Linked DNA regions of Mus musculus: all the other regions are linked to region 2. Evidence: chromatin loops called from intact Hi-C (ENCODE). Cell type or tissue: left cerebral cortex. All regions are shown on one strand. Each heading gives the region's core, and the rest is flanking DNA. Links, peaks and the distances in the headings are about the cores only.

Region 1 (6,219 bases), core at 768-5,767, 87 kb after region 2:
GTCACTTCAGTAGTATTTCTGGGATGCCCCAGCATCAGTGGCTCCACCACAGGGCCTTTGTACTTGCTTCCCCTGAGCTCTCAGCCTCTGTACCCTGAACATTGCAAGGCCCGGCTCTTTGCTCCATGGCAGTCTGAGCACAGGGCTTAGCTCTTAGGACAACAATGGTGTCTGGCTATCCAAATCACCAATTCCCAGATAGTCTCCTGCCTCATTATTAGATCTGTAACCAAAATCCTCTACTTACTTTACTAATTGCGTCTCTAATTACACAGCAGACAACAAAAGGGCAGGGGTTGAGTCTGTCTTCTTCATGCAGGAAAACGCATATAGGTGGAGCTCAGTAAACACACAGTGAAGCATGGATGGATGGATGGATGGATGGATGGATGGATGTGGATGGATGAATGGATAGACAGACAGACAGATGCATGGATGGATGGACGGATGGATGGATGGATGGATGTGGATGGATGAATGGATAGACAGACAGACAGATGCATGGATCGATGAGTGGATGGATGGATGGATGGATGGATGATTGGGTAGAAGGGTGAATGGGTAGATGAATGGATGGACAGATGGGTGGATGGATAGATGGATGGATGGATGGATGGATGGATGGATGGAGGGGTGGATGGATGAATACTTGGATGGGTGGGTGGGTGGATGGATGAGTGGATGTGTGGATGAATAGACAGACAGACAGACACGGATGGGTGTGTGAATAGGTGGATGTATGGGTGGGTGGGTGGGTGAATGGGTGAATAGATGGACAGATGCATGGATGGATGGATGGATGGATGGATGGATGGATGGATGGATGGATGGATGGGTAGTTGGATGGATGGGTGGATATGTGGATGGATAGACAGACAGACAGACAGATACATAGATAGGTGTGAATAGGTGGATGGATGGATATGTGGACGGACAGACAGACAGACAGATAGACAGATAGACAGATGCACAGATGGGTATGTGAATAGGTGGGTGGATGGATGGGTGGATGGGTGGATGGGTGAACTGACAGAAAGATGGGTAGGTAGGTGGATATTTCAGTTTATGTGTTTATATGTGGATAAATGGATACATGGTGCATGGGTGGGTGAGCAGGTTGATGTCTATGTGTGGATGAATGAATTAGTCCATTTTCTGGACAGATTCTCCCTAGTCTTTCCCAGTCTTTCCCTGACTTTCTCTTAAGGCTTCACAGTAGACATTGTTCTCTCTTAGCATACCCTTTCACCTACCCCCACGTCAGCTGGACAGGTGTTTGTGTGTCCTCTGAACAGTGACAAGGTTTCAGGGATTGTCACTGTAGACCTTGACTATCACTTCTTTGTGGATACTTTTCAGTCCACTTGAAAACGGGAATTGAATCCAAAAGCATACAATTTCTTTCCTGGAGTAGGCAGGGATTTTGAGGAAGCTGGCTGGGGCGAGCCTGGGTGGGGTTGAGAGGGACACGTCTGTGCTAAGAATGAAGCAGCTAGCAGTGTTACCAAGAGCAAAAAGTCAGAATGAAGGCATAAGAGTTGCCTTTGCTGAACAAGCCCAGAGAGGTGAAGCAACTTGCCTGAAGCCACACTGCTCATGGTTTAGTTCCACAGTCTTGCATTCTTTGTGTGCTTCTGCCCAGGACTCAATGACAACTGTGGAGACTTAGATATGGTGAGCTGTCAGGATTTTTCTGGGGTCTACAGCTAATCTGAACCATACCCAGATGTGGTATGGGCTCCTCACATGCCCAGTTTCCTGGGGGTGTGAGTGAAATGCTGGGTCCTCATGCCACCCAAGTTGAGCATGACTACCCCCACATTGCTGTCCCCAGCTTGGTTGCACTTCCTCCTGCCTTCTCCAGAAGGAAGCAGACACTTCCTGTCTGAGTTGGGCAGCCTGGCCAGGTGGAGAGAGCTGTTGCCACAGCCAAACCCCTTGTGGAAGTTTCTGGAAAGAGATAAGTACCACAACTTGCCCAGAGGTCCGTTGGCTTCTGTGGTCTTCAGAACTTCAACAGTGATGCGTCACAGGCTGTTCCTGGTGTTTCTGTCTTGTGCGTGGAGGCCACAGTCCACACAGGGCTTTGGTCCTTTGCCCCCTTGTTTTGTGACTGCATCTCTCTCCAGGGAGCTTCATGGATTCCCTGGGGCCTGACAAACAGTACCAGGATTGCCCTATCTCTAACTCCCAGACTGCTATGATTAAAGGCGTGTCCTACCATGGCTGTCCCGGACTGTATCGTTTTAACTGACTTCTTTTGGTTTTTCTTAACAGTTTATCTGTGTAGACCTGGCTGACCTGGAACTTACTCTGTAGACCAGGCTGTCCTCAAACTCACAGAGATCCACCTGCCTCTGCCTCCCAAGACCTGGGACTAAAGGCATATGCCACCATGCCCAGCTTAACTAACTTTTAAAAAGGGTTATTTTATTTTTTATTTTATATGTCTGGGTGTTTGTCTGTATATCTATGCAGCATGTACAAGCAGTACCTGAAGGGCCTGAGGACAGGGTAGGATCCCCTGGGACTGGAGTCACAAATTGTTGTGAGCTGTTGTGTGGGTGCTGCAACCAAACATCAATCCTCTCAGGAACAGCTGGTGCTGGGAGCGCTGAGGGTCACCTCCAATTCCCAAGCTCTATGTTTTGTTTTATTTTATTTTATTTTATTTTATTTTATTTTATTTATTTTTTGCCATGTTGCTTAAGGTGACTTTAAAGTACCAACCCTCCTCTGCCAGTATCTGGAGTGTTGACCACCATATGCCACTATGGGAGGGAAGTAATATCACTGGGGCTGGAGACACGGTTCAGGGGTTACAGCACCAGCTGCTCTTACAGAGGACCAGGCTCTCGCTTCCCAGCCCCGACATGGGCTCACAACCACCTGTTTTGACTCCAGTTCCAGGGAACCTGGCCCCCTTCTGGCCTCTGCAGATACTGCATGCAATTGCACAGACAGAGAGGCAAAATGCCATATACAGAAAATAAAATGAAAAAACAAATTAATAGCAGGATTTAAAAACTCAAGTCATTGAACTATAATAGTGTGTGTGGCGCTTGTAACTGTTCTTTGCCCTTCAGTCAGAAGTGGGTTGTGAGTATTTAGGAATGACAAGGAGGCCACAGGACACGTCCATACCCTGTTGTCCCTTCCCACAGCATCCCTAGAAACCTCACAGACATCAGTGGTGGAGGTTGACTGTGGAGGCCGACGCCTGTGCCTAGTTCACGCCCTGGTCTTCCTCTGAGGCTGGTATCACGACCTTTCCAAGTCCTTGTGTCTTCTTAGAAATTGCATAAATTCTGGTCGTCTGCGACGACTGGGAAAAGACATGCAGTCTCTCAGCCAAGATCTCAGGAGACCGTAACAAAGGGAGCACATATGCTATCATCATTACTCAACCTGGGTACGAGGACATGGGCACATCATAACGTACGAGTCAACTGGATCAGTGGCTCATACTTGTGACCCAGGCTTCTTGGAGTGCTGAGCAAGGAAACTGTTTGTGAGTTCCAGGCCACTCTGGGAACATAGTGAGACCCTATCTGAAGAGTAAACAGAAGGCTAGGGGCATGGCTCAGAGGTGGGGGTCCCACCTAGAATCCCTAGCAGTGCCCTGGGGGCGTGGTCAGGGTGGAGCCCTCCTTAGTGTGCGGGAGGATCCAGGTTCAAACCCTATCGAGGAAACACCCCTTTCCAGTATCTTCAGCCTCTGCTCCACGCCGCTCACGCACAGCTTCCTCTATGCCTCACAGCAGCGCCCTTGTCTTCCTGCAAATATCATTAATAACAGAGAATTTCTGAACACCTTGGGGAACTGAGTCTCAGAGAGGAGCCCTGCTTCTACCTGTCCTGTCCATGTGACCCTCAGATTTACAGACAGTAGCGCTGGCTGCCTCCCAGTCCACTGAGGCTCCTGTCCCCAGAAGGTCCACACAGCCCAAGTCTGTTACACTCTCGCCCCACTTTTTTTTTTAGCCAGTAATCTCGTGTGGCTCAGGCTGGTTTTAAATTTACTATGTAGCAGGGGATGGCTGTGAACTCTAATCCTCCTGTCCCCATCTCTGAGGCTGGAATGATAGGTTTGGGCCTCTGTGCCAGTTTTATGTGGTATTGGAGACGAAACACAGAACCACACGCACGGCAGGTGAGCCCTGAGCCTTGTTCCTCTTTCTGTTCTTGTAACTTTTCTCAGTTCCTTCTGCGTGCGCCCCTGACCCTCGTCCTGGGGAGTCTCATGCAGTCGGTCTCCACTTCCCTTCCTGGGAAAGGCTGTGTGCATTGTGCCCAGGGGATGCACAGGTAACCAGCTGGGGCTAGCCTCTTGGTTTCTACCACAGCAGGTTTGTTGCTTTGGTCCATTTTGTATATGAGAAAGTGGACACCACCTCAGGATGGGGGACGGTTGAAGCCCCACCAACCACAGATAGCTCACAATTGTCTGCAACTCCAATTCTGGGGAAGCCAAAGCCCTCTTTAACAGCACAGGCATTGTGCACAGGAGACAAAGACACACATGCAGGCAACACACAAACATGTAAAATAAAATAAATAAACCTGAGAGAATTGTCCTAAAGTATCCTCTTCCTGAAGTGGGTGTGGCAAAGCAGAATATTATAAAAACACTTGAGTGGTTTCAATACCACTGGACCTGGCTGTAGGTAAATGGGTGTTTCCAACCCTTGTGGCAGGACCATTCACAGGTCCAGTTCTCTTTTCTTTTCTTTTCTTTTCTTTTCTTTTCTTTTCTTTTTTTTTTTTTTAAGATTTATTTATTTATTATATGTAAGTACACTGTAGCTGTTTTCAGACACACCAGAAGAGGGTGTCAGGTCTCATTACAGATGGTTGTGAGCTACCATGTAGTTGCTGGGATTTGAACTCAGGACCTTCGGAAGAACAGCCAGTGCTCTTAACCGCTGAGCCATCTCTTCAGCCCACAGGTCCAGTTCTTATTGCTGCCTTACAGCACAAAAGCAAACCCATGTGCCAGGTTCTGATAAAACTTTATTGGTAGCCAGGCACATAGCTCAACTGTATCTGCCTTGCCTGTGTGAGTCTCTGTTCTTCTATTCAGCGTACAACTCAGGCACAGAATGCAATGAACAAGGACATATGATGTGAGACACCCCCTCCCCCACTGCCAAACTTTGTCATTTTGATTTCTTTCTATATTTGTACTTGGGTTTCTGTGTACTTGTGTGTGTGTTGGGGGGTGGGGGTTCATGTTGAGGTCAGAGGCTGATGGCAGGCATGTCTTCTTTATGTTACCACCTTTCTTCTTTCTTGCTCTCTTTCTCTATTTCTTTCTTTCTTTCTTTCTTTCTTTCTCTCTCTGTCTTTCTTTCTTCCTCTCTTTCTTTCTTTTAGACACCATTTTTCTTTTTTCTTTTATTTTCTTTTTTTATTAGATATTTTCTTTATATACATTTCAAATTTCAAATGCTATCCCTGGGCTGGTGAGATGGCTCAGTGGGTAAGAGCACCCGACTGCTCTTCTGAAGGTCCAGAGTTCAAATCCCAGCAACCACATGGTGGCTCACAACCATCCGTAACGAGATCTGACTCCCTCTTCTGGAGTGTCTGAAGACAGCTACAATGTACTTACATATAATAAATAAATAAATCTTTAAAAAAAATGCTATCCCGAAAGTTCCCTATACTGTTCCCCTGCCCTGCTCCCCTACCCACCCACTCCCACTTCTTGGCCCTGGCATTCCCCTGTACTGGGGCATATAAAGTTTGCAATACCAAGTGGCCTCTCTTCCCAGTGATGGCCGACTAGGCCATCTTCTGCTACATATGCAGCTAGAGACATGAGCTCTGGGGGTACTGGTTAGTTCATATTGTTGTTCCACCTATAAGATTGCAGACACCTTCAGCTCCTTGGGTGCTTTCTCTAGCTTCTCAATTGGGGGCCCTGTGTTCAATCCTATAGATGACTGTGAGCATCCACTTCTGTATTTGCCAGGCACTGGCATAGCCTCATATGAGACAGCTATACCAGGGTCCCTTCATCAAAATCTTGCTGACATATGCAACAGTGTCTGGGTTAGACACCATTTTTCTATGTAGCCCAGGCTGGCCCCAAACTCACAATGGAGACAAGGTTGGACTCAAACTCACAAAGGTGGCCTGCTGGAAATAAAGACATGTGCTACTACCCCCAACTGGATGACATTTTCTTATTTAGTGATCAGTGGGAAAAGGCCC
Region 2 (6,219 bases), core at 657-5,656:
CACTTGCAGGTGCTCTCCTCAACACCAGTCTCCACTCAAAGGCATTAGCACATCAGGCTCTCCCACAGTCCTCACAAGGATAGACTTTGTGTCTTGTGAGGGGCATTTTCTGGTTCTCAGAGATTTGCCTGGGCTCTGTGCCATCACTGGCTCCACCTACAGGCCACAGTAGGACCCTTGGCCTGGCCAAAGCCATCTTCTTCACAGTCTGTCCATAAAAGAACTGCCACTCAAAGCAGGAAGAACAGTTAAGGAGTCATTAGAGATTACAAATAGCTTAAATTCAATGTTCAGAATTTTAAGACAGTGTCTTGTGCTAGGCAGTGGTGGCACAGCCACTTGGGAGGCAGAGACAGGCAGATCTCAAAGACTGGGAAGGCCCAAACAAATCCTCTGGTGGTGTGCTCAGCTGAACACTTTCCCGTTGTACCTGTACCATCTTCTGTTCTTCCTGGCCCCTAGTTTCATGGAGGTGCTCTGGGTGCCCAGCCTGGTCTACAAAGCAAGTTCCAGGACAGCCAGTACTGTTACACAGAGAAAACCTGTATGACCCTCAAAGACTCATGCCTTTGAATGCTTGGCCATAGGGAGCGGTACTAGTAGGAGGTGTGGCCTTGTTGGAGTAGGTATGGCCTAGGTGGGAAAATTGTGTAACTGTGGAGGCAAGTTCTGAGATCTTATACGCTCACACTATGTCTAGTGTGGCACACTCTTTCTGCTGCCTACAGATCAAGATGTACAACTCTTGGCTTCTCTAGCACCATGTCTGCCTGTATGCTGCTATGGTTCCCACTATGATAATTGATTGAACCTCTGAACCTGTAAGCCAGCCCAAACTAAATGTTGTCCTGTGTCAGAGTTGCCTTTGTCATGTTGTCTGTTCACAGCAATAAAATCCTAAAACAGAAGTTGGTATCAGGGACGCTGTTATCCGTCTGCTCAAACTTTTGAAGTAATGCAGAACTTGGGACCACGGTTTGGAAAAGCAGTGTAAACTTTAAGTGGGGCTTAAAGGGCCAACCTAGCAGGAATATGGAAGACATTGATATTGGGGTGATGTGAGCTGTGAGGACCTGGCTCAAAAGGTTTTCTTTTTCTTTTCTTTCTTTTTTGTTTGTTTGTTTGTTTGTTTTTTCGAGACAGGGTTTCTCTGTGTAGCCCTGGCTGTCCTGGAACTCACTCTGTAGACCAGGCTGGCCTTGAACTCAGAAATCCACCTGCCTCTGCCTCCCAAGTGCTGGGATTAAAGGCATGCACCACCACTGCCCTGCAAAAGGTTTCTGAGGAGAAAAAAAAAATGTTACTATGTTGTTTGCCAGTGTTGAAAGCCTGCCTGAGGCTAAGGGGAAATGTTTTGGATTAATTGAATTGGCAAAGGAAATCTCAAAGCAACCTGGTATAGACTCTGTGCTGTGCTTCACTCTTATGAAGAGTGTTTTAATGAAAAGAAGCAAGCTGACCAAGGAAAAATACAAAATGCATGGTTCAAGGAGAAAAGGAGAGTGGAGTGGAGTTAAATCCTGGGAGAAAAACAGACTAAAGATATTAAATAGAATACAGGGAGAGATCCTCATACCTCAGGCGAGATCCCACCTAGCAAGGCTTTCATCTTGTGAAAAGGAATTAAAGAAGAGCTTGGGTCCAGGCACCTTTAATCCTAGCTTTCCGGAGATAAAGTCATGCAAGTGTCTGAGTCCAAGGCCAGCCAGGTCTACAGAGCAAGATCCAGGACAGCCGAGCTTAAGCAGCAAAGGAAACCTTGGAAAACAGAAAGCTAGTGAAGATGTGATTGAACAAGGTACTTCTTCCACCTATGGACCTTAATTTAGGTCATCACTTTGGCCGCAAACACTGTAATCCACTGGGCCCCATTGCAGTCTCACTTATTTACTTATTTGTATGTAACATCTGCAGATGTCCCTTACAACTTTTCAACACCGACTGCCTGTGCATCTGCGTTCCAGGTACAGTGTTGAGGCGCATGGTTCCCATGGAAACAGCACCGTGTCTCATCCCTCCCCATTGCCCTGCGGGGACCCGCACGTGTTATCCTGCACCGAAGCTAATGCTTCCATGTACTCTAACCCAAGGTCACGCTCTCCCGCAGTCACACAAATCTTTAGCCCTTCCCTGCCCTCGACCCGAGGATTGTTTTTGGCTCTGGGCACGTTGAGCGAATGAGGAATTATTTTGGGTCAAGGACGACAGCGACGAAGACCAAAGCGGCAGAGAAACATATTTACGTTTCTGGTTATCCTAACTGGTTAACATCCAGTTCCGGTCATTCTCTGCATCCTGTTCCGGCTTCAATCAAGTTCCAGTTTTTCGTACAAAGAACTTCCGGCTTTTTTCATGAACCGGAAGTGAAGATTAGTGTGGACCAAGTGATTGGTGAAATATTAAAAATAGGCAGGACCATTCACTCCTCCACTAGCGGACTTCAGAATCGCTGGTCCCCGCCTTTGCTCGAATGTGATTGGGTAGCGGCACAATCCGCTCCTTTGACAGCCCCGGTGAGGAAAACTGGCTTGGTGGGCGGGGTTGGGACGGGTTGTGATCTGGTTTGGGCCCAGGGCGTCCTTTTTGCGTGCTGGGATGCCCTAGTCGGCTCTGAATGCTGAAGTAATGCATTAATGCTCGCTCGTATTCAGCTCCGCAAGATGGCTCAACGCCTGGGAACGCTTGCAACCGAGAACGAGAACCCGAGTTAGAGTCTCAGGTGGTGGAAGTTGAGAATTGAGCCCCGCAGGTGTTAATTCTGACGTCCATCATATTCCCTGCGGCTCTCGCGGCCACACATGTACACAAAATAAGTATATCGATAAGGCTGGCGAGAGGCCCAGTGGTTAGAGCACAGCCTGTTCTTGCCAAGGTACAGGTTCGATCCACCTTTAACTCCAGCTCCAGAGATCCGAGCCCCTTTCTGGCCTGGCAATACACAGGCATATAAATAAATAAAACTTAGTTCCTAGCACTCCCACACAGTACTATCTTCCCTTGAAAGCACAGAATGACCAACGCTGGGAATTATTCCTCCTTAATTTCGTTCGCTTTCAACATTTTCACTTTCTTTGTTTCTTCGTTTTATTTTAATTTTTGTTTGTTTGAGACAAGGGCACACTATGCAGACCAGGCAAGTCTCGAACTCAAGAGATTCCCTCTGCCTCTGACTATACCTCCGAAGTGCCGCCCGGTCTCTGCATGCCCAACAACCCTAGCCACCTCGGGCCCACCTCCACTTACCCCCAGGATCCCCAGGTCCCTCACAGTCACCCACACATCCCCCAACCCTCCCCCCTGACTCCTCAGCATGCCCCCCCACACACACACACACCCTGCCCCCACTCCTTTTCTTCCGGTCTCTGGAAGCCTGTGGAGTCTGGCTTCGACCAGCAGATGGCGACAGCGTTCTCCTCTGAGCACCGCATTGCGTTCAGGTTGAGCGCTGCAAAGAAAGCTTCCAGAAGGAAAAGTCTTTATTTCCTGTAGGTGACAACCGGGGTCACCCTACACAAGACGCCCCAAAATGCTCATGTGTCTCTAGCGAATATTCGATCAACGTCTGCACCCCAGACGGTCGGAGGGCAGGGGGAAGTGAAAGCAGAGCCTTGAAGTCTTGGCTACTTCCAAGGCGGGAGCACAGGGCCCACCGAGTACGTGCGCGCGCGTGCGTGTGCGTTTTTGGTTAGTGTGGTGTGTGTTTGTGGTTAGTGTGTTCTCTGTAGTGTGTCAGTGTGTGGTTAGTGTGTGGTTAGTGTATGGTGTGTGCGTTCATGTGTGCATATATGTGTGTGGTTGGTGTATGGTGTGTGTGTTTAGTGTGGTATGTGTGTGTGCACGCTCACATGTGTTGGGGAAGTTGTACACCGAGGCAAGAAGGTAGACATACATCGTAAAACAAAAGTTGTATTTTATTATGCTGAGGGTCATCACACAAGGTTCACCTTCTAAATTCCTAACTCTGGTCCTAAGCCTATCTCCACAAGGCTGCTCACCTGTGTGCCATATCTTAGCTGAAGGACAGTCTCTAAAAGAAGTCTGTGAATTGAGGGTCAGGATGGGGGGGTGGAGGGCAGACATGACTCTCTAGCTGCAGGGCAGATCAAGGTAGCTCACTCTCCAGGTGTGCAGAGCAGAACATTGCTCTTGGCCTCTGCTTATATAAGGTGTAATGGCCTCATGTGTCAGTCACGTGAGTGAGTGAAGTCACTGAGTTCTAGTAATCAGATGCAGTCCTGGAGACCCTGAGTTATTTTTACATGTCTAAAAGGCATTTTTTCCTATGCTCATTACAAGGGGCTACCATGATAGGGAAGGAGCACACACAGGGGCCATGGAATAAAGGAGGTGGGACCCACAATACAGGGGACACTTGGGGGTGGGGAGAGGTAGACACAGGTGCTACTGTAGTGGGCCCTGTGCATGTCCAGCTGCTGAGTGCACCCTGAGGCGAGGATGTGCCAGCCTGGGTGTGTTCCTTCACCTCCACTCTGCCCAGCGGTAGGACACGGTGCCCGGATCCTCTTTCTGCCTTCTAGGAACCCAGCTACAGTGATCCCTAGAAGCTGACTCAAGAGGATCACAAGGTCCATGTATGTTCTTATTTTTTTTTAAGATTTATCTATTTATTATATGTGAGTACACTATAGCTGTCTTCAGACACACCAGAAGAGGGTATCAAACCTCATCACGGATGGTTGTGAGCCACCATGTAGTTGCTGGGATTTGAACTCAGGACCTTCAGAAGAGCAGTCAATACTCTTACCCGCTGAGCCATCTCTCCAGCCCACATTCTTAAATAAGGATAAATTTAGAATCGTGAGTGGCTGGAGGAAGAAAAAAGAAAGAATAAATTTAAAAATAAAATGGGTAAATGAGCTAAATACCTAATAAAAAATGGAAAAATAAAATGGGATGGGTGTGGTGGCCCATGCCTGAGGTACGAGTATCTCTGTGAGTGCAAGGCCAGCCAGTTTCAGGACTGCCAGGACTACACAGAGAAACCCTGTCTCAAAAATCAAACAAACAAAAAAGACAAAAAAAAAAAAAAAAAAAAAAGAACCTGCAATAAATATGTAACAAGAATGAAATAACGAAAATAAATGTGGTAATAAAACAACACTATGGAATTAAATAAATTTAAGTAAGACACTCAGGAGGCAGGGTCAGATTTCTGAGTTCCAGGCCAGCCTGGTCTACAGAGTGAGTTTCAGTACAGCCAGGGCTACACAGAGAAACCCTCTGGAAAGAGAGAGGGAGAGGAGAGAGAGAATTAAGTAAAATAATAAGTAAATAGAATAATTAAATACAATAAACAACATATACAAGGCCCTGACTCTCTCAGGACTGAAAAAAAAAAAGACAAAAGGGACTTTTTAAAAAAAATGTTGCTATTGTTATTTTGAGACATGAACTCACAGGAGATGATCCTGGCTCTGCCTCCTGAGTGTGGGGATTAGAGCCCTGAGCCACCACAGCCAGCAAATAGACTTAACCTTTTCAGACTTGGATGGTGGCCAGAGCTGATACAATGATTGAATATTTTTGCAGCTTCAGCTGTGGTGGTGACATCATCTGATGTAAATTTGTTGTTAACGTGTCTTAGTAGGTATGACCGCTAGAGGGAGAGAGAGAGAGAGAGAGAGAGAGAGAGAGACTACCCCTCCCCTTTCAGCTTCCTGCCATGGGCAGCCCTCTGGAAATGAAGATCCTATAGTCCCACTGGTCCTGTCAATGACAGTCCTGGCTGAAATGGATAGTAATGGCTTGAGCACTGGCCTAGTATGTGCAAAACTCATGGGGTCAAAAGCAGGGCCGGGATAAAAAGAAAAAGTATATATGTATATGGGGCTGGAGAGGCGGCTCAGCAGTTACCAGCACTAGCTGTTCCTGCAGGGGACCCAGCACCATATGTCTGCCCCAGTTATAGGAAATCCAACACCCTTTTCCGGCTTCTGAGGGTACCTGGCACACACATGGTTTGAGTGCATGCAAGCAAACATTTGTACACTTAATTTGTTTGTTTGTTTGTTCCCAGACCGTGTTTCTCTGTGTAGCCCTGGCTGTCCTGGAACCTGCTCAGTAGACTAGGCTGGCCTCAAACTCAGAGATTCATCTGCCTCTGCCATGAACTGGGATAAAAGGCATGCACCACCACTGCCTGGCCTTAAAATATATATTTTTTAAAGATTTATTTATTTAAGGCTGGGCGTGGTGGTG
Region 3 (6,219 bases), core at 459-5,458, 570 kb before region 2:
CAATAAAAGGCTCTTTGTCTAACATCAATAAACTAAATATAATAAGAACAATTATGAAAACTATCAGGTAAAAATTATGTTTATATCCTAGTCCACATGCATTTGGCAACCTTGGAAAAAGTTCTCTACTATCTATCCTATCTTGGTGAGTTACAGTTCTGTACCTAAATCATGTGCTATCATAACTTTTTCTTACCAACTTAAAATATCTTATTACACCTTAAAACATTTTCTTAAATCCTAAACGTCTTAAGCTTAATTGTGAGATTATAACTATGTAGTCTTCTACCCCATCAGAGACCTGGGAAGGATAAACACTAACTGAGTAAACAGGAAGTGCTGAGCAAGCAGCTTCCAAAACTACAGAGATGACAGAGGCTCCTGGCTACATGGACAGTCACCCAAGATACTTCTGGAATGTTGGAACATCATCTTCATTCTTCTGGCCTAAAATATCTGATAGACTTTTCTATGAAGCAGGAATTATTATGGACTGCTTACCTTGTTCTGGCAAAGCTGGCAGTCAACTTCCCTCATTCTCATCTGTCCAGCCTGGACAGCATGCTGTCATTAGTTGAAGCAAGGGCAATTTCTTGCTCAATAGCTAGCTTGCCCCCTTTTAAAGAAAACTCTATTTGGTGGATCTTTGATGCTTATCATCTTTGAAGTAGAATGGGGTGCTGCCAGGAGCTGACCTGTCTCATTGTCAGAAATGCCTTTTATTAATAGAACATCTTTAAATGCTGTATTCTGTGGATCTCTGAAGTTTTTGAAGACTGTCTATCTCTAGTATATTTGAATGGCAAACATTGCTTGTTTCTAGCTATGTACTATCTGTTCAACCTAGAAAACATTTCTGTAATTAATTAAGCTAGCCTCAAACATGATCAGTAAGTTTGATTGACTGACTTTTTTTTTTTGGTTTTTCAAGACAAGGTCTCTCTGTATAGCCTTGACTGTCCTGGAACTCACTTTGTAGACCAGGCTAGCCTCAAATTCAGAAATCCACCTGCCTCCCAAGTGCTGGGATTAAAGACATGTGCCACCATGCCTGGCTCTAACTTACATTTCTTAACTATGCTAAACAATTTGTAAAGCAATTTTCAAAAGGACTAGAACTTAACGTTGCATTTTTAATAATTACTAAGGTACAATATCTTAAACAAGAGTTGAAACATGTATGTTGTAATAAAATATAACCTTACCCTATCAATATACAAAGAATATTGTAAATTACTTGGCTTATTAATGTTCTTTGGTCTAAAAGTAGATACAATAATCTACCCTTTAACTTAATTATTCCTATAGCCCCCCTTTTTCCTTATCCCTTTTTCCACTTTTGCCTAACTCTAAATAGGAGAGAAAGAATGATAAAGGAAAGAAAAAGAAATAGAAAAAGAAATCCTTGAAACCAACCTCCCGTACTTTGTTTCTTCTCTTACCAAGACCATTAACAATTTGTAACCAACCCCATTCAAATGATGACAAATATCCATCACCCTACAAACAAAAACCATCTACCCGGCCATCTTTCCCATCACACAGACCCAGTGTGTCTATGTGATGGGAAACTGCAGTGCTTACATGAAGTCCTAATTGAAACAGTCTATAAACCTGTACCAACTGGACTCAGCAGTTTTGAGCTGTGCTGGAAGCAAGTTTTGCTGAAACAGCTATTGAGGTAGTCTGAGGTTATATAAAGCTGGATGCTGGGATAAATATGTCTCAAGATCTAAGCACCTTTCTCAGCATCCTCACATGTGAATGTTGTCACAGCCACTAGAACTTCACTGGTGTCTGTAAGCATGTAATGTTTCATAAGCAATAATCCATTCTGCATTAACATAGGTATGGAATGTGGGGTGTGAACAATCAGCTAAAGAGGATTCTCTGCTCTCTGTTTGAGCAGGTAAGTTATCTTTAAATATCTTTTGTAACTTAGTTTGGATTGTATAACCAAACTGCAGTAAATTCTTATCCATGCCATTTGGATAAGTCTCGCGGATTCTGTAGTCAATGAGACTTATTGGCTACGATGAGTTGAGGTTCTAACTGGAGACATTTCCATGTCTCAGCCAATCTCAGAGCTGTTCCCATACAGAGAGACCAGCATATACTTTGCCCATTCTGTGCTTCTTTCTTCCTTCCTTCCTTCCTTCTTTCTTTCCTTCCTTCCTTCCTTCCTTCCTTCCTTCCTTCCTTCTTTCTTTCCTTCCTTCCTTCCTTCTTTCTTTCCTTCCTTCCTTTCTTCCTGTCGGCAGCCAAAAATCTTCAGGGGGTCTCCCATAGACAGATATGATATTTATTAATTTGGATGAAATCCACAGCTTTTCTTCCCCTGTTGAGACACAGACAAACCTCTTCCCCAATGTAACATATTTTCTTCCTTTCATTCTGTGCTAAGTGCATCCTTACATAAACAGGCTGATTTAGCTCAGCAGTTTTTCTCAAAAATGCAGTGTCTCTCAGCAGCTGTTTATTCATTACCATTCAAAAAACTTAAAGTTAATAAAGAACTATGTAATCTAGCTCAGTGGGGTCTTTGTTATCCCTTTTTGTTTGTTAACCATCTTGTTTAAAGTACAATTAGATCTATAACTACTTGTCATATAGGATTGTGTGGAATATCTGGAATATGTTTTATATCATAATATTTAAAAATCACTTCATTTTACTAGAGAAATATGCCGCAGCATTGTCAGTCTTGATTTGCGTCAGTATTCCCATAACAGCCAGAACATCCAATAAATGTGTAAACCAGAATCATTCTTTTCAGAACTCAAGGCAGAAGCCCCTTGGAATTCTGAACATATATCAACTTATATCAACACATGTACATTTTTGTTTTCAAATTGTACAAAGTGAAATATACGATCTACTGTATGACATAGCTTTAAGGTAGCAGCAGTAAGAATCTGGATTCTTAATTCAACATAATAAATTTAATAATAGGCTGCCATTCTGCAATTTTGTCACCAGGTGGCACCACAGGCATTATATTTGATTCCTCTGAAGCCCCTTTACTCTGAATCAAAGGATTTTCCATTTTCTTTTCTATCACCTCCAATCTTGCATTTGATTTTCCTTCTTTTCCTTATCTAAGTCTCCTTTCTTCTGATTACTCTTAAAATGATATATAAAATTGTGATCGTAACTGAAAAAATAACTATTTGTATGTTGACAGCCAAACAAAACTATAGGGGGTCCAAATGTTCTCTTCTATAGAATTTTTCATTTTTTAACATGGAAAACACTTCTCCTTAATACCTATAATTTTCTCCTCTCTTTGGAGACTTCACTTTAGTTCTTTTTCTCTCCTTCCTTAGGAGACTGCAATTTATTTCTTTTTCTCCTTTCTCTGGAGAGCTGATCTTCTATGTTTATTTATTTCTCTCTTAACACTTTCTAAACTTAATATATTTCTGTATTAATTTTATATAAATACTTTCCTCTGTGTGATTTCTTTTAATATTATATAATTCTTGCTTTAAGAGCATTTTATTTACAATAAAATAATCCATGCAACAAAAACAAACAAAAAACCGTTCATTTTATTAATTTCTTTCTTTCTTTTTTGTTTTGTTTTGTTTTGTTTTGTTTTGTTTTTTGAGACAGGGTTTCAGCCCTGGCTGTCCTGGAACTCACACTGTAGACCAGGCTAGCCTCAAACTCAGAAATCTGCCTGCCTCTGCCTCCCAAGTGCTGGGATTAAAGGCATGCGCCACCACCTTATTTTAAGGCTTTAAACTGAAGGGGTCTATGTTATAAAGGATGTGATAAGGCAAGATAAACGACTTTCTGTACTTTCCCAGGATGGGTTAACTTATGCCTTAAGAATGAAGGAAAACTGAATTGGGGGAGTACAATTTCTGAAGGTTAGCTTGAGCCCTGGTATTTCTAATTAGGCAACACTCTTATGCTGGTAAGTGTAGCAATGGTGAGAGCATTAAGACACAGGACATTTGGTATAACATGTGTGTCAGCATCCAGCACTCGTCAATGAACATTTTATACAAGGCAAGCTCATACAGTCTCTTGTTAATAGCATTTCCTCTTCCTGAGAAGTGCCCACTCTATTTCAACATCACTGTAGCTAACTGTCCTTTTAGTAAAATAAATCGAAATGCCAACCTGTCTCAGTGTGCTAACACTGTGAAGAGAAAACATGACCACAGAGTCTCTTCTAAAGGAAAGCATTTATTAGGGGCTTGTTTGCAGTTTCAAAGATGCAGTCCATTGTCATCATGGTGGGAGCATGGTGGCATGCAGGCAGACATGGTCTTGGAAAAGTATTTGAATTCTACATCTGGATAGCAGATAGCAAGAAAAGAGAAAGCCACTGGGTCTGGTTTGGATCCTGAAACCTCAAAGCCTACCTCCAGTGACAATTTTCTTCCAACAAGACCGTCCCTACTCCGAGGAGGCCACCCTTCCTAATCCCACTCAATCAGAGAGTCACTCTCTGATGACCAATTATTCAATCATAAGGGCGCATGAGGGCCACTCTCACTCAAACCACCAAAGTAACACCTTTTAAATTTCATTTTTTTGTGTATAGATCACTACTCTGGTTTCTATTTGCTTCTATTTTTGAAGGATTCCCAGTAATTAAGAATTTGACTTGATGTTTCTCAAATAGTTGTTAATTTATTTGAGAGAAATACATCATGTATCCCAGGCTTGCCTGGCCCTATGTCAACTGAGAATTGAATTTAAAACCCAAATCTGCCTCTACCACAGTAGTGCTGGGAATACAGGTATGCAGGTCCGAAAAGAAAAGAGAGGCAAGGGGATTCATGGCTTAATAGAGCCCAGCCTTTTATTGGGTGTTGCAAATGTAGAGGGAACTATGCCCTGATCATGACTTCTGCATTTGCAAACAGAGGGGAGGTGCCCAGAAGGATGTTAAAAGGTTTCCAATTTTTGTCTACACTTGAAGTTACCAGTGAACAGTTAGCTAATAAACTTCAGGTGATTGATAAATGATCTGATTAGTGTTCAATTGGGATGCACAGACCACAGCAACCAAAAATATAGTTAAAAAGTGAATTTCCTTTTAGCAACCAAATTATGTAGTTACACTAGTTCAAGGAGAACAGAAGAGCTGGGCAAATTTTTGTGGCCCTGCCTAACTGGTTGGTTTTTTGGGTTTTTTTGTTTTTGTTTTTGTTTTTTGATATTTGTTTTCTGGATGAGAATGGGATAAAAAGTATGAGTTAATCCTCTGTTTGCCTCCAATATAAATTGTTATTCTCTTGAGAACATGGAACCATAAAGCCTGATACCATGTTTTAAAATTTATTTTTGAGATTATAATTACTTCATTTGGTCTTTCGCTTTCATCTCTCCTGACCCTCTATATAACCTCTTTGCTTTCAAATCCATGGCCTCCCTTTGCTTTGTTTCTCCTACTTGAATTTGACCTAAGGTTATCTACAGGACTTTCCAGTTCTGAGGTAAAGAGATAGCTGTACTACAACACTGAGTGTGTAATGACTGTGCATACTAGAGACCTTATACCTAGGAGGAGAAACATAAAGTGCTCTGGGAGACTGAAAGCATTTCTACTTAAATGCAAATTTCCAGTATAGTGACCCTGTGTGCTTGTTGGGTGGAGGACAGACCTGGGAAAAAGTTTGTGTGGTATAAGTCCTTTGATCTCTGATCATAGTGTAGGGGAGTTGTTATTCCAGGGAGGCCTATATAGGTGAGTGGCCCTTGCCAAAGAGGGTCTCTGGAGCAAGTTTTGCCGCGGGAGAACCAGTGAGTAACAGCATGGTGCTTCTTTCCAGGGTTCTCACCCAGATCCAACACGTGAGTCTGTGTCCACTGTGCTGCTATGTATCAAAGCATCTGAGCATATTGCTTTCCCAGGAATACATAGTGACGAGGAGGTGGATCAGGCAGATTGCAGCTCATGTGCAGTAGCCAACGTGGCAAGAAGCAGGTGGTGGCTGTATCTTTTCTTCTTTGGCTGCTGTCTGACTTCAACCTTATTTATCTGGGTAGTCTACTGCTGCACAGGAAATGAAAGAGGAAGAAGAAAGAGGCACTGCCCTAAGGAGAAAAGAGCTCCTGTTCTGTGTCATTAAATCCTTTCCACAAAGAACGGGTTCACTACATAGGAAAATTTAAAAGATTTGAATTCCTTGATCCAAAAACAAGTTTAACAGTATTTAATAAAAAGACTAATATTTGATTTTTAAAAAAGAAAACAAA
Region 4 (6,219 bases), core at 422-5,421, 100 kb after region 2:
GTCGGTTGACCGAGGCAGGTTTAGCACTGGGGGAAGCTGCTCTACCTAACTGTGGAGGGCAGGAGGAGGCAGCACCGGCCATCTTGGAGCCAAGCTCTCTCACATCTTGTGGCTGCTGGGGCAGAGGACAGTGCCCAGGGCCCTAAACCAACAGAACTGAGTTTCCTGCCAACTTAGGAGACCTGAGATCCAAAACTGGTGAGCATGAAACACCCACTGGGAATCAGGCAATGATCTACAATGCTGGGCAGATAAGATTCTGGGGGAGACTTTTGTCTCAGCCCCTTCAACAATCCATGCTTGATGCCAGGTCAAATGTCACTCACATTCAACTCTGGTGACCTCTGCTATGGGAATTTGACACTGGCTTTATTGCAGCTGAGAGCTTCTAAAAGCCCTGCTATGCTGTCCCAGCCCTGTCTTAGCTGAGACATCTCGAGAACCAGGCTGTGGCCTCAAGAGGCTGGGCGGAGGAAATGGGTGGTTTGGACGGACTGTTTACACCATCGGGCTGGCACAGTGCTTCAGTCACTGATCTATTCCATGACCACAGCAACTCGGGTAAAGGAAGTGTTTTATCACTGGTTCGTTTACCTCCGAAACTCAGAGGGTTAGTCTGTAACCATCATGGCGGGAAGAGGACAAGCACGGCGCTGAGCAGTAGTGGAGAGCTCCACACCCAGAGCGACTGTCAGAAGCAGGCAGAGAGAGAAGGAGACGAAACCTGGCAACTGATGGCCTTGGAATCCCCAGTGACACACCTCTTCCAACTAGGCCACACCCCTACAAAAGACCACGCCCCCACAACAAGACCACACCTCCTAAAATAGAGCCACACATTTACAACCAGGCCACACCTCCTCCAAGAAGGCCATACCTCCTCATCCTCTCCAAACAGGTCCACAAACTGGGGACCAAGCATCAACACACCAGCCTGTGGGGACAGCGCTCATTCAAACACCATGGACAGATCCAAAAACCTTATTTACCGCTGACATTTCCTCCCGTGTTTTGTGTTCTCTGACAATTTTTTCTTTTTCTTTCCTTTCCTTCCTTTCTTCCTTTCTTTCTTTCTTTCTTTCTTTCTTTCTTTCTTTCTTTCTTTCTTTCTTTCCTTCCTTCCTTCCTTCTTTCTTTCTTTCTTTCTTTCTTTCTTTCTTTCCCTCTTTCTCTCTCTCTCTCTCTCTTTCTTTCCTTTTTGTTATGTAAATTAACCCATTTATTGTGGGCTAGGCGAGTCTCAGACGTTAGGGCTTCTATGGTCTTTCAGTTACTTCGGTTTTCTGATGGCAGACTTCACTGTGACTGCAGAGGTGGTGTTGTAGATCCAGGCACCCGCTGGCCACTGTTTTCATGCAGGAACCTCAATGCCAGATGCCAAAAGCTCATCTCTTCATCTTGGTCTTATCCCAGAAGGAGCAAGTTTACTTGGAGTGCTGGCTGATTTCAATTTTCTTCACCATTTTCCGGAGGGAGGCACCATAGCAGGTCCCGTATTTCTGACAAGCCCTATCTTCTTGGTGCATTTAGCCATGTCACTGGAAACAAAGCCCAAACTGACAATTTTTTCCTAGTTACTTGCTTTAAAAGTCTAAAAATACCTAAGGATGTGGCTCAACAGCAGGGTGCTTGCCTAGCAAGTGAGAGACCCTGGTCTCTATTCCCAATATTGCCAGGAAACAACTTAAACTCAGGGAGTGGTGGCACACACCTTTTATCCCAGCACTCAGTAGACAGATGAAGGAGGATCTGTGAGTTCAAGACCAGCCTGGTCTAAAGTGTGAGTTCCAGAAAAGCCAGGACTACACAGAGATACCCCGTCATAGGGAAACAAAAGATTGAAACCTTGAATCTGAAGAGGCATTGCTCTTGGCTCAGTGAGTAAAGGGTGTGGCACATGCAAGCATAGGGACCTGGGTTCATCACAAATAGTTCAGTTGGCATGGTGTTGGGCTGATCCAGGAGGATCCCTCCAGCATCACCAGGTATACTGCCTAGCCAATTAGTGAGCTCCAAGTTCTGTGAGGCTCTGACTCAGAAAAGAACCACAGCCAAGGCATCCCTCTGCCCTGCACCTGAGTGTACACACATCCATGCACCCAACCACACACAGAGAAAGTAACACAAAGGAAAACTCATGGCACTCTGGTCAGATTCAAAGAAAAAGAAAGCACGTCCATAGAGCAGGATGTGCCCATTGCAGAGATGGAGAAATCGAGGCACAGAGAGGGGCAGCCACTGGCTGGCAGTTGAGCCAGAGAGGAATTGAAGCAGGCGTGGGACACATGGAGGCTGCCTGAGTCCTACTCTGTCCATTTTTGCCTCCTTCCGGAGTCCCTGCTTCCATACCCCTACTCCCAGAACTGAAGTTATAGGCACATGCATAGGCACACTCCTGTTTTTCTTGAATGCTAGGGATTCGAACTCAGGTTCCCAGGCTTGGCAGCAAGCACTCTTATCCTCTGAGCCATTGCCTTTGTCCTGGAAGCAGGATTCGAGCCCACAGAGTTCCCACTGCGGGCGGCCTCTCCCATCTTAGCACTTGAGTCCTCAAGCTGAGCCTGACAGCGCCATTTCAGGGACTGACACACATGGCGCCTGTCTTCAGTAAGGATGGCCTGAGTGGCTCTGCGCCCCCATCCCCGCCTAGTGAAGGATCCCCAGAGCTGTCACAAAGACCTGAGTTGAATCCCCAGCACTACACAAACCAGGCTTGATGCCGCTCACCCATCATCCAGCTCTGAGGAGATCAAGAGTTCAAAGTCAGCCAGGGCTACAGACTGACCTGGAGGGCAGCCTGGGCTATTTAGGGAAACCAGGGTAATCCCGGGCTATGTAGGGAGTTTGCGGCCAGCCTGGGCTATAAAAGGGAGCCCACTCAACCCCTCTCCCTCTCTGCAGGACCCCGGCGAGACGCAGAGGCCGCCAAGAGCTTCATCTTGGACATGTATGCGCGCGTGTACGCGAGCTGCGCAGAGCCCCAGGACGGTGGCAGGAAAGGCTCCCGCGCGCGCCGCTTCTTCGCACACTTCACCTGTGCCACGGACACGCAAAGCGTCCGCAGCGTGTTCAAGGACGTGCGGGACTCGGTGCTGGCCCGGTACCTGGACGAGATCAACCTGCTGTGACGCGGGACAGGGAACCCCAAGCGCGACGCGGTCGTGGCGAGGACATACCTCCCCCTGGTGGCCGCGCGTGGAACTGCAGGTCCAGGAGCTGCCAAGTGGGGAAGCCAGCCCACAGGGAGAGAGTCCCTGCTTCCTACTGGGCCCCCAAGCCCAGCTCCCCTGTAATTTATTCCCTCGCCCTTCTTCTAGTTGTTGGAGAAAGGACATGAGCCGGGTCTTTAACCCCAGCGCTCCGGAGGCAGAGGCAGGAGGATTTCTGTGAGTTCCAGGACCATGTTTTCAAAAACAAACAAAACCGGATAGAACTGTCCGGGACCTTGTGACTTCCCAGGGGCCCTGTTCACATCTTCCTGTGGGGACCATTTCATCTTACCAAAGGGGAAACCGAGGTCGGCAAGATGGCTGGTGAGAGTGCCTTGCCACCAAGCCTGACAACTGGACTTCAGGACCTGTTCAGTGGACAGAGAGAGGGAGCGGAGTCCTAGGAGAAGTTCTCTATCTCCTCAGGCGTGCATGGTGGTGACACACCTACCCACACAGATAAATAAATGTAATTTAAAAACAAACAATCAGGGAACTGAGGAAGAGAGAAATATCTCAGCTCTCAGGCGCTGAGGCAGGAGGATTGCAAGTTTCATGTCCTAAATTACAGCTCAGTGTTCTCACTGTGAGCCTGGCAGGGGCCAGGGCCAGGGTATTGACTCACAGAGACAATGTCAAATCTAGGCACAGAATGGAGTAGGGGGTTGGAGTGGCTCGGAGGGTAAAATGCAGGAGTTGGCAACTGCCCTGCTCATCAACAAGCCCCAGGTTCGGTGAGAGACCCAGGGAGCGACTGAAGAAAACATCACAGACTAGGGTATAGAGCTGAGTCATCTGCGCTTGTGTTTTGTGTCCCTGTCACCCAGTCACCCCACAACCCGCCCATGCCTTCCAAGCACTGGAGTTAGAGATCTGGCTGTTCTCAGGAGAATCCAGATGCAGAGTAAGCTGCACTTTACTAACTGAACTCCCTCCAGCTTCCTTAGACATATCTCCTTACACTGCTGCATAGTACTTCACTCTGAGACACAGAATGGCTTGGTCTGGGTGCTGGGGATGGCAGCCAGAGTCTTAGGAATTCTAAGCTGGACTCTACTGTTGTTTTGTGCCTGCCAACATTTTTGCATCTACCTGAAGCATCCCAGAGTATTGTCTTGTACAAGGGCCCTGGTGCTGTCTTCAGGGTGCATTTCGGGCAGGGAGATGGTACTTGCCCAGCTTGGTTACATACTCAAAGAGCAAAGAGCTGTTCTTTTTTGGGGGTTTGGTTTTGGTTTGTTTTATTTTGTTTTTGTTTTTTTGAGACAGGGTTTCTCTGTATAGCTCTGGCTGTCCTGGAACTTACTCTGTAGACCAGGCTGGCCTCGAACTCAGAAATCTGCCTGCCCTTGCCTCCCAAGTGCTGGGATTAAAGGCGTGCGCCACCACGCCTGGCGAGAGCTGTTCTTGAAGACTGACTAAGTGCCTGCTGTGGAGGTCAAGTGTTCGTAATCTTCTGTTCTGTTATGGTGCCTGCTTCATACCACATCAGCTTCCATAGCAGGCTGCAGGTGACCGTTCTGTCTGCACTCATTCTGGGGTGCTGTGCTCAGTCCTCCTTCATGCTGAACCCCAGTACTCACTTGAACTCAGTGCATGAGGCCCAGTCATGGGCTTGGCTGGAGTTGGCCTTTAGTCAGCACTATGTTGTGTCTGTGACTATGTTATTCAGGCTCAGGGTTCATTCTGGGATAAAGGCTCAGTATAGGGTAGAGGTTTGGGGAGTCAGTGCAGAGGGGCCCTGGCCAGAGTTTGTGCACTGTCTGACATCAAGTCTCTTCAGGGTCATGGCACAGAGCAAGAGCTGTGCTCAGGTAGGGTTGGGGCTCAGTGCAGGAAGGGGCTGAGGCTGGGATTGGGGCTCAGTGCAGGGAAGGAGCTGAGACTGGGGATTGGGGCTCAGTGCAGGGAAGGGGTTGAGGCTGGGGTCAAAGCACAGAACAATTGTGTAGGCTGAGGCTGAGTTGGCACTGCCAGGGGAGCTACAGGTGTCCTTGCACATTGATTAGACACCTGCTGTTTGCTGTGTGTTGACAAGCACTATGAAGCATCCCTAGTACAGGCAACAAAATCTTATTAAGCGCCTGGTGTGTGCAGATGACTTTTTCTTTAATAGGTGATTTTAAGCACCTACTATGTATTGGTGGCACATATTTATTATTATTATTATTATTATTATTATTATTATTATTAGGTATTTGTATTTTTTTTTTAGACAGGGTGTCTCTATTATGTAGCCCAGGCTGGCCTGGAACTTACAGAGGTCCTCCTGCCTCTGCCTTCCAAGAACTGATACTAATGGCATGTGCTGCTACACCCAATGTGACACATTTTTTAAGCACCTTCTGTGTACACACAGCAAACACTGATTAAGCACCAGTGAACAGTTCAGGGGTAAAGGTGCCTGAGGCAAAGCTCTAAGGACCCACATGGTAGAAGGGGAGAATGGACTCCTGTGAGTTGCCCTCTGACCCCAGCACATGAAAGGACACACACAGTCAATCAATAAATGTAACAAAAATTCTAAAAAGATATTAAGCACCTGTTATGCATGGGTGGTACTTGATGTGTTTGGATGACATTGATTAAGGCTTGGCTGGTGTATACAAGTGACAAACATTTATGACATTCTGTCTTTTCCTTTTTTTTTTTTTTTTTGGTTTTTCGAGACAGGGTTTCTCTGTGTAGCCCTGGCTGTCCTGGAACTCACTTTATAGACCAGGCTGGCCTCGAACTCAGAAATCCGCCTGCCTCTGCCTATGGCACGCTTTCTGTGTACAGTTGACAAATACTTATTAGGCACCTGCTGTATATATAAGCATACAGTTGGAACAGTTGGGCACAAGGGGGTGGGCAGAGGGATCTTGGATGCCAGGCTATGCCCATTGTCCAGTAGTGACTCCCCATCTAGTGCTTGCCTCCCATCCAAAGAGGGAAATTTGGTCCTGGGTGGGGTGCCATGAGAGATCATGCTCTCTAGCTCAGAGCCCCCAGAGTCACACCCACAGTT
Region 5 (6,219 bases), core at 740-5,739, 55 kb after region 2:
GGATTTTTTTTTTTTGGGGGGGTGGGTGGGTGGGGGGAGACAGGGTTTCTCTGGCTGTCGTAGAACTCACTCTGTAGACCAGGCTGGCCTCGAACTCAGAAACCCACCTGCCTCTGCCTCCCAAGTGCTGGGATTAAAGGCGTGCGCCACCACTGTCCGGCTTTGATTTGTTTTTTGAGACAGGGTTTTTCTGTGAAGCCCTGGCTCCTGGAGCTCAATCTGTAGACCAGGCTGGCCTTGAATTTACAGAGATGCCCCTGCCCCCGCCCCCGCCCCTGCCTCCTGAGTGCTGGGATTAAAGGCCTGTGCCATCATACTCTGCATTCAAAACACAGGCATTTAGTCAGGGAAGGAACATCTTGAGCTGACTGCCAGTGAGGACAGAGGGGGCTTCCCCAGACCCCCCATTAAGCTTACACATCTAGTGTCAGCCATCCCGAGGGAATTCGGACTGTACTTCCTTTGCAACAGTAGGCTCAGCATGATGAGGTCTATAACTTAAAGTTGAGAATTTTCTCAGTAAGCAGCTTTGGCTGCCAAAAGGCGGTCTGAGGGGCTCAGAGAGGTCAACACAGCGCTCTAAAGACATACAGCTTCCTGGGAAAAGTGACATTCAACCTGGATCCTGGCCTAGGAGAGCCAATCACAAGGTGAACTGGTATCTCCAAGTGCTGGCACTGGCCTGCTCACGTCCTGCTGGGAATGTTTGATGGTCATACTGTGTGCCATTAGACTTAAGGGTGTGTGCTGGGAAGGCAGGGATTCGAACTATGGTCCTCAGGTTTGCCCAGCACACATTTCCCCAGCTCATGGCTCTGGGATCTTGAGAACTCCAGTGAGCCATGTTATTGTTGCCCAAGTGTTTTGGGAGCCAGTGGCTTCTGAGGGGGATTGCTCACCTGTGATGGCCATGTCACCCGCTTCCCATAATCCTTCTTGTGCGTCTATCCACACCGCATCACTTCTCTTTTTGAGTTAATCTTGAAAGCACACAGCTCCGTCCCTTTGTATCTTTTTCTATGAAATGGGTGTTAGGCCCAAGTTAAAGACTCAGAAACTTGAATTTTTAATTTGCAAAGAACCCACAACCAGCCAATTCTCCACATACATTAATTCCTAAAACAGGGCCAGACCTGGATGGAGCTACAGATGGCCATCCCTAGAGACCTTTATGCTCAGCACCCAGGACCCACACAGGGACTGAGCTGGTCCTGTAGTGACGCCTCCCCTGGGACTCAGGTGAAATCCCAGTTCCAGGATCCGGAGCCGGTGGCCAGGGCCGCACCCAATTTTTTAACATCAAAATTGATAAAATGCCGGATAGTCACAGAAGGCGAAGTTTCTAGTACGGGCCACACGGGGGCAGCAGCTTCCCAGATTTGACTGTCACCCCTCCCCCAAACCCCACCTGTGGAAGGCCTGGCGGGTGCTGATGTCATTTCCAGGCTTGGTGAGCACGGGCTCCCTCAGGGTGCTTCAGACTGACGCAGCATGGCCTAGAAGGCGAGTCCAGGGGGTCCTTCAGGGTGATGTAGACACTGGGCTAGGTTGTCCCTAGTGGTATATCTTGGGTTCTGCAGGGTGTTGAGCTAACTAAACCCAGGCTTCCACCCATTTCATGCCAGGAGCTCTCCCAGTTCACTGGGGGTTGAGCCAATCCTCTCCCCACCATACCCCAGCCCCTCACTGGGGGATTCTAGGCCTTGAATTTATTCCAAGCAGTACGGTAGGAGCTACAGGGCAAGCTGTATGAGAGACTTGAGGCAGGTCTTGTTCTTACTGGAAGCCTGGTGATTCTGGGCTGGAGTGGAAGGAAAGATTGGGCCTAGATGAATTCATGGGGAGGTAGATTAAATATCTCACAGAGTAACACTGAAGACAGCTACTTAGAAGAAGAAACATTTGAGTTAAAGTTTTTGAAGCAAGTATGTGAGTTCATGGGCTGGTGAGATGGCTCAGTGGTTAAGAGCACTGACTGCTCTTCCGAAAGTCCTGAGTTCGAATCCCAGCGACCACATGGTGGCTCACAACCATTCGTGATGAAGTCTGACATCCTCTTCTGGTGTATCTGAAGACAGCTACAGTGTACTTACATGTAATAATAAATAAATCTTTTTTAAAAATTGATGTTAGGGCAGCCTGTCTAAGGAGGCAACCCATGAAGGAGCTAGATGGGTCACTGACTGGCCACCTCCAGTTACCTGGCCCAAAGCTGGAAGCTGGGGACATGCTGTGTGTGGGTTTACTGTCCTTGTCCTGAAGGAAGCCAGGTTGGGTCGGGTCTCAAAGGAAGCTGGGAGAATAAAAGGAGAAACAGTCCTTGGAGGGTGGATGTCGAGGTGGCTGCTGCTGCTGCTGTGGTAGGAGGATTGCAGTGAGTGTGAGAAATGGAGGAAGTGAGTAATGCCTATACCTGCTCAGGACGCAGAAGCAGGCAGAGCTCCGTGGGTTCAAGGCCACCCTGGTCTACAATAGCAAGTCCAGAATAGCCAGGGATACATAGTGAGACCTGCCAAAAAAAAAAAAAGCAAAACAAAATCTGCACCCCTCATTCTCCCCATCTCTCTGCAAGTGCAAGCTGTGGCTGGGCCTGGAAAGGAACGCTTGGCCTTGAAGCTCTTGGAGGCAGGAAATGGAGGCGCTGAGGCCGGCCTCTCGATTTGAGTTGATATTCCAATAACATGGAGTTGGGAGAACAAAAAGAGAAAGCTGAGATTTGAACCAGGAACTGGGTGATCCTCTCCATCAGGCTAGCAGCTCTGCCATAGCTGGCCTTTCCACAGCGGCCACCAGAGGGCACCATAGGCGTCAGCATCCTCCTAGACCACCTTTGTCCGGGTCAAAGCCCAGTCCCTGCTGCCTTCCTCCCTGCCTGCCTCCCTCCTCCCCTGTGCAGCCACAGGAGCCCTGGGGTGCTCAGCACAGGCTTGTCCTGACCCAGGGCCTTTGCCCAGGCTGTGAGCTCTTGCCCGAGACAATCTTGTAGACAATCTACCAGAAAGGCCCTCACTTCCTCAAACTCGCTGCTACTCTCTTGCCTCAGCCTTCCACATACCTGGGACCACCTGATTTACTGGTGTATTTTTTAAAGTATAATTCAAAAGTGAAATTCACATTGCAGACTGTGACGTTAGTGCCCTTGGTGTACTTCAGATTGTTCAGCTAGCTGATGTAGAACATCCCATCTTCAGCCAGTTCCATCGTGTCTTCCAAGGTCCCTCCGTGCCATGGGGTGTCACAGCCTTGCTCCCATTCACTCCAGTGGGTGAGGGACTGTACCACTTCCCCATCCATCACCACAAACACTGGCTGTTCCTATTTGGGGTTTACGAATGAAGCTGTAACTGATCACAGAGGAGTTTTGTCTCTGCCACTATCAGAGTTCCTGAGACAGGGTCTCATGTAGTTCATGTTAGCTTAGGCTAGCTCATGTAGCTCAGGCAAACCCCAAACTTACCATGTAGATGATGATGACATTGGTTTACCGGCCTGCCTCCCAGTGAGCAGTGTACTCACAGCTGGTTTATATGCACTGGGATGGACCCCGGAACCTCGGCAGCCATCCCCACCCACCTTCCCGATGTAGCCTCTGCCCCTTCCTGTGGTGTTAGTGGCATCAGGCTGGGGTGAGTCTCCTGCTGACAGCACTGCTGACTGACACTGTCACTGACACTGAAGAATCACCCTTCGTGCTCCTGATGTACACACGTGCACAAAGCCCAGAGAGCCATAGCCAGACATGTGGCTCAAGGTGGTCATCTCAACACTTGAGAGGCAGAGGCAGGAGAATCACTGTGAGTTCCAGACCAGCCTGGGCTGTATAGTGAGATCTTGTCTTGAGATTTTTTTAAAAAGGAAAAAAAAAACCGTAAAAGTAAAGGAGAGAACTAAAGATGCTTTAATTCTGGCAGGACGGGGAAAGCCTGCCCTCTGGGACTCCTAGGTGATAGCTCCACATGTCAAAAGTGGCTGAGGTCGAGGACAGCTCTTCAGGGCTGGGCACAGGTTGGGGGGGTGTGGTCCTCTCCAGGCTGTCTGAAGGTCTTGGGTTTCCCCACCCAGTACATTCTTGAGAACTTTCCAAGGCCTCTGTGGTATCCGTACCTTTGTCCAGGCTCTGAAACGGGGAGTGGCCTTGTCCCCAGCCCAATATGGACCCATAAACCTTCCATCCCTGGGGTTCACAGGCCAAGGCTGAGAAAGAAGGGAACAGCTAGGCGGCTGCAGGGTGTGGCAGCCAGACTTTGTCTCTAGGGCCTAGGTCTCTAGGTGGGGGTGTACTCTCAGGCCTCTGCCTCTGCTCAGGCCTCAGTTTCCCTCTGGTGTTGGTGATAATCCCCAGTGCTCTTTATTTTGAAACTCAGGCTCACTAACACCACAGGGTAACTTCTAATTTCTCCTGCTCTGCTCAAACTTGTAATCCTCTTTTCTCAGGATCCCAGTTGCTGGGATGATAGGCTTGTACCATAGGGCTAAGCTTTTTGGGCTTTCTTTCTTTCTTTCCTTCTTTCCTTCCTTCCTTCCTTCCTTCCTTCCTTCCTTCCTTCCTTCCTTCCTTCCTTCCTCTTTCCTCTCTCTCTCTCTCTCTCTCTCTCTCTCTCTCTCTCTCTCTCTTTCTCTCTCTCTCTCTCTCTTCCACAGGCAGGGTCTCACTATGACTGCCCTGGAACGCACTAGCTTAGGCTATTCTTGAACTCAGAGACTTACCCGTCTCAGCTTCCCAAGCTGAGCTACCAGGTGTCATCACTGAGGGCCACACAGATGTCTGTGGCACTAGCTGACGTTGGAGACCACATGGAAGTCCATGTTCTGTACTCCCAACTGCAAAGGCTACTTGTGTAGCACTGGTGCACAGTTGAGGGGAAGGTACATGGAAGGCTTCTGGACAAACCCTGCTCCCATTCTACCCACAAAAGTAACACCCTAGACAGACAGCCATTCAACAGATCTCTAAAGAATTGTTAAGGATGCCAGGTAGTGGTGGCATATGCCTTTAATCCCAGCACTTGGGAGGCAGAGGCAGGTGGATTTCTGAGTTCGAGGCCAGCCTGGTCTACAAAGTGAGTCCCAGGACAGCCAGGGCTACACAGAGAAACCCTGTCTCGAAAAAACAACAAAACAAAAAAACAAAAAGAAAGAAAGAAAGAAAGAAAGAAAGAAAGAAAGAAAGAGAAAGAAAGAAAGAAAGAAAGAAAGAAAGAAAGGCTGGGCGTGGTGGCACACGCCTTTAATCCCAGCACTGGGGAGGCAGAGGCAGGTGAATTTCTGAGTTCGAGGCCAGCCTGGTCTACAAAGTGAGTTCCAGGACAGCCAGGACTACACAGAGAAACCCTGTCTTGAAAAACCAAAAAAAAAAGGATGTATCCCAAGTGAGTCCTGGCAGGATACAGGTCGGGAAGGACTCAGTTCCTCTAAGGGCTGGCCCCAGGGAATGTGACCATGCTCCAGTGCACATTATACAGGCAACACAAACTGGACTTGTGGGTTTTTAAATTTTTCTTTTTTTGGGGTGGGGCTCACAAGGTTGGGGGTAGACCTGGGAGGGTTGGGAAGTGAGTATGATCAGGGTTCATGATATGAACTCCCCAAATAATAAGAAAAATTATGTTGGAGAAGAAAAAAAGAGACCTGAGCCACCATGGGTGTCACCGTCATTGAGAACAAGAGTTATCCTGGGTCAGTTCGGAGCACAGGAATCACCAACCCCAAACTGGGTGAGGCAGGAGGAAGCTGCAGTCCGGGCCAGTCTGGTTTACAGAGCCTCAGTCTGTCCTTCCTCGGTGGTACCTGCACATGGCCTTGGGTGTGCTCACCCCCGTGGACGCACACTGGCCATTGGGTATCCTCCACCATGGCCCTCTGCCTCTTTGCCCTGCGCCAGTCTGCTAGGCCATGAGTACCTGGATTTATCTGTCTCCACCTCAGTGTGGGGATGAGGTGGGGTCACCGGTGTGTGCAGCCATCAGTGGGTGTTGTGTTTGAACTCAGGTCCTCATGCTTGCCTAGAAAGTCCTCTTAGGAGCGGAGTACTCCCCTCAGCTCCACCCTGCTGCCCCTTTTGACAGGGTTTCTCTGTGTGCCCCTGGCTGTCCTGAAACTCACTCTGTAGACCAGACCACCTTGAACCTCACGAGAGATCCAACTGCCTCTGCCTCCAAGGTGCTGGAATTAAAGGCGTGCGCCAAGGCCTGGCTGCTTGGAACCCTTTTTTGCCGACAA

What was found. Hi-C counts contacts between places; a loop is a spot of excess contacts. Peaks named below come from ENCODE experiments on the same cell type or tissue, not always from the same donor. Only the 100,000 strongest peaks of a DNase experiment are listed, where the experiment ranks them.
Region 1: a loop joins it to region 2, with 4 times the contacts of the local background. A loop is called at or near these places in 14 of 42 quality-filtered maps.
Region 3: a loop joins it to region 2, with 3.0 times the contacts of the local background. A loop is called at or near these places in 9 of 42 quality-filtered maps.
Region 4: it touches region 2 in a loop (8-fold over the local background); 16 of 42 quality-filtered maps call a loop at or near these places.
Region 5: a loop joins it to region 2, with 2.3 times the contacts of the local background. A loop is called at or near these places in 29 of 42 quality-filtered maps.

The regions. Positions count from the first base shown.
Region 1 is chr10:81,515,420-81,521,638 of GRCm38, reverse strand. The region is part of intron 1 of Gna15 (guanine nucleotide binding protein, alpha 15); the gene reads left to right. Among named protein-coding and RNA genes, the nearest start is that of Gna15, 5.7 kb to the left of the region's middle. In left cerebral cortex, for the core only: a CTCF peak has its summit at 2,926 (motif pointing left); DNase peaks (open chromatin) are centred at 1,883, 2,914 and 4,205.
Region 2 is chr10:81,602,415-81,608,633 of GRCm38, reverse strand. It overlaps the pseudogene BC025920. Among named protein-coding and RNA genes, the nearest start is that of Tle6, 4.6 kb to the right of the region's middle. In left cerebral cortex, for the core only: CTCF peaks have their summits at 3,402 (motif pointing right) and 5,592; DNase peaks (open chromatin) are centred at 2,413, 3,415 and 5,621; H3K4me3 peaks cover 1,959 bases; H3K27ac peaks cover 1,790 bases.
Region 3 is chr10:82,167,776-82,173,994 of GRCm38, reverse strand. No RefSeq gene overlaps it. Among named protein-coding and RNA genes, the nearest start is that of Gm40720, 7.3 kb to the left of the region's middle. In left cerebral cortex, for the core only: a CTCF peak has its summit at 2,978 (motif pointing right); a DNase peak (open chromatin) is centred at 2,938.
Region 4 is chr10:81,499,788-81,506,006 of GRCm38, reverse strand. It overlaps Gna15 (guanine nucleotide binding protein, alpha 15), which reads left to right. Exons shown (of 7, transcript NM_010304.3): 7 at 2,902-3,694. The coding sequence ends at 3,128. It overlaps S1pr4 (sphingosine-1-phosphate receptor 4), which reads left to right and starts at 5,870. Exons shown (of 1, transcript NM_010102.2): 1 at 5,870-6,219. In left cerebral cortex, for the core only: a CTCF peak has its summit at 3,187 (motif pointing left); a DNase peak (open chromatin) is centred at 3,168; H3K4me3 peaks cover 503 bases.
Region 5 is chr10:81,547,005-81,553,223 of GRCm38, reverse strand. No RefSeq gene overlaps it. Among named protein-coding and RNA genes, the nearest start is that of Gna11, 5.0 kb to the right of the region's middle. In left cerebral cortex, for the core only: CTCF peaks have their summits at 1,402 (motif pointing right) and 2,783 (motif pointing right); DNase peaks (open chromatin) are centred at 1,425 and 2,786.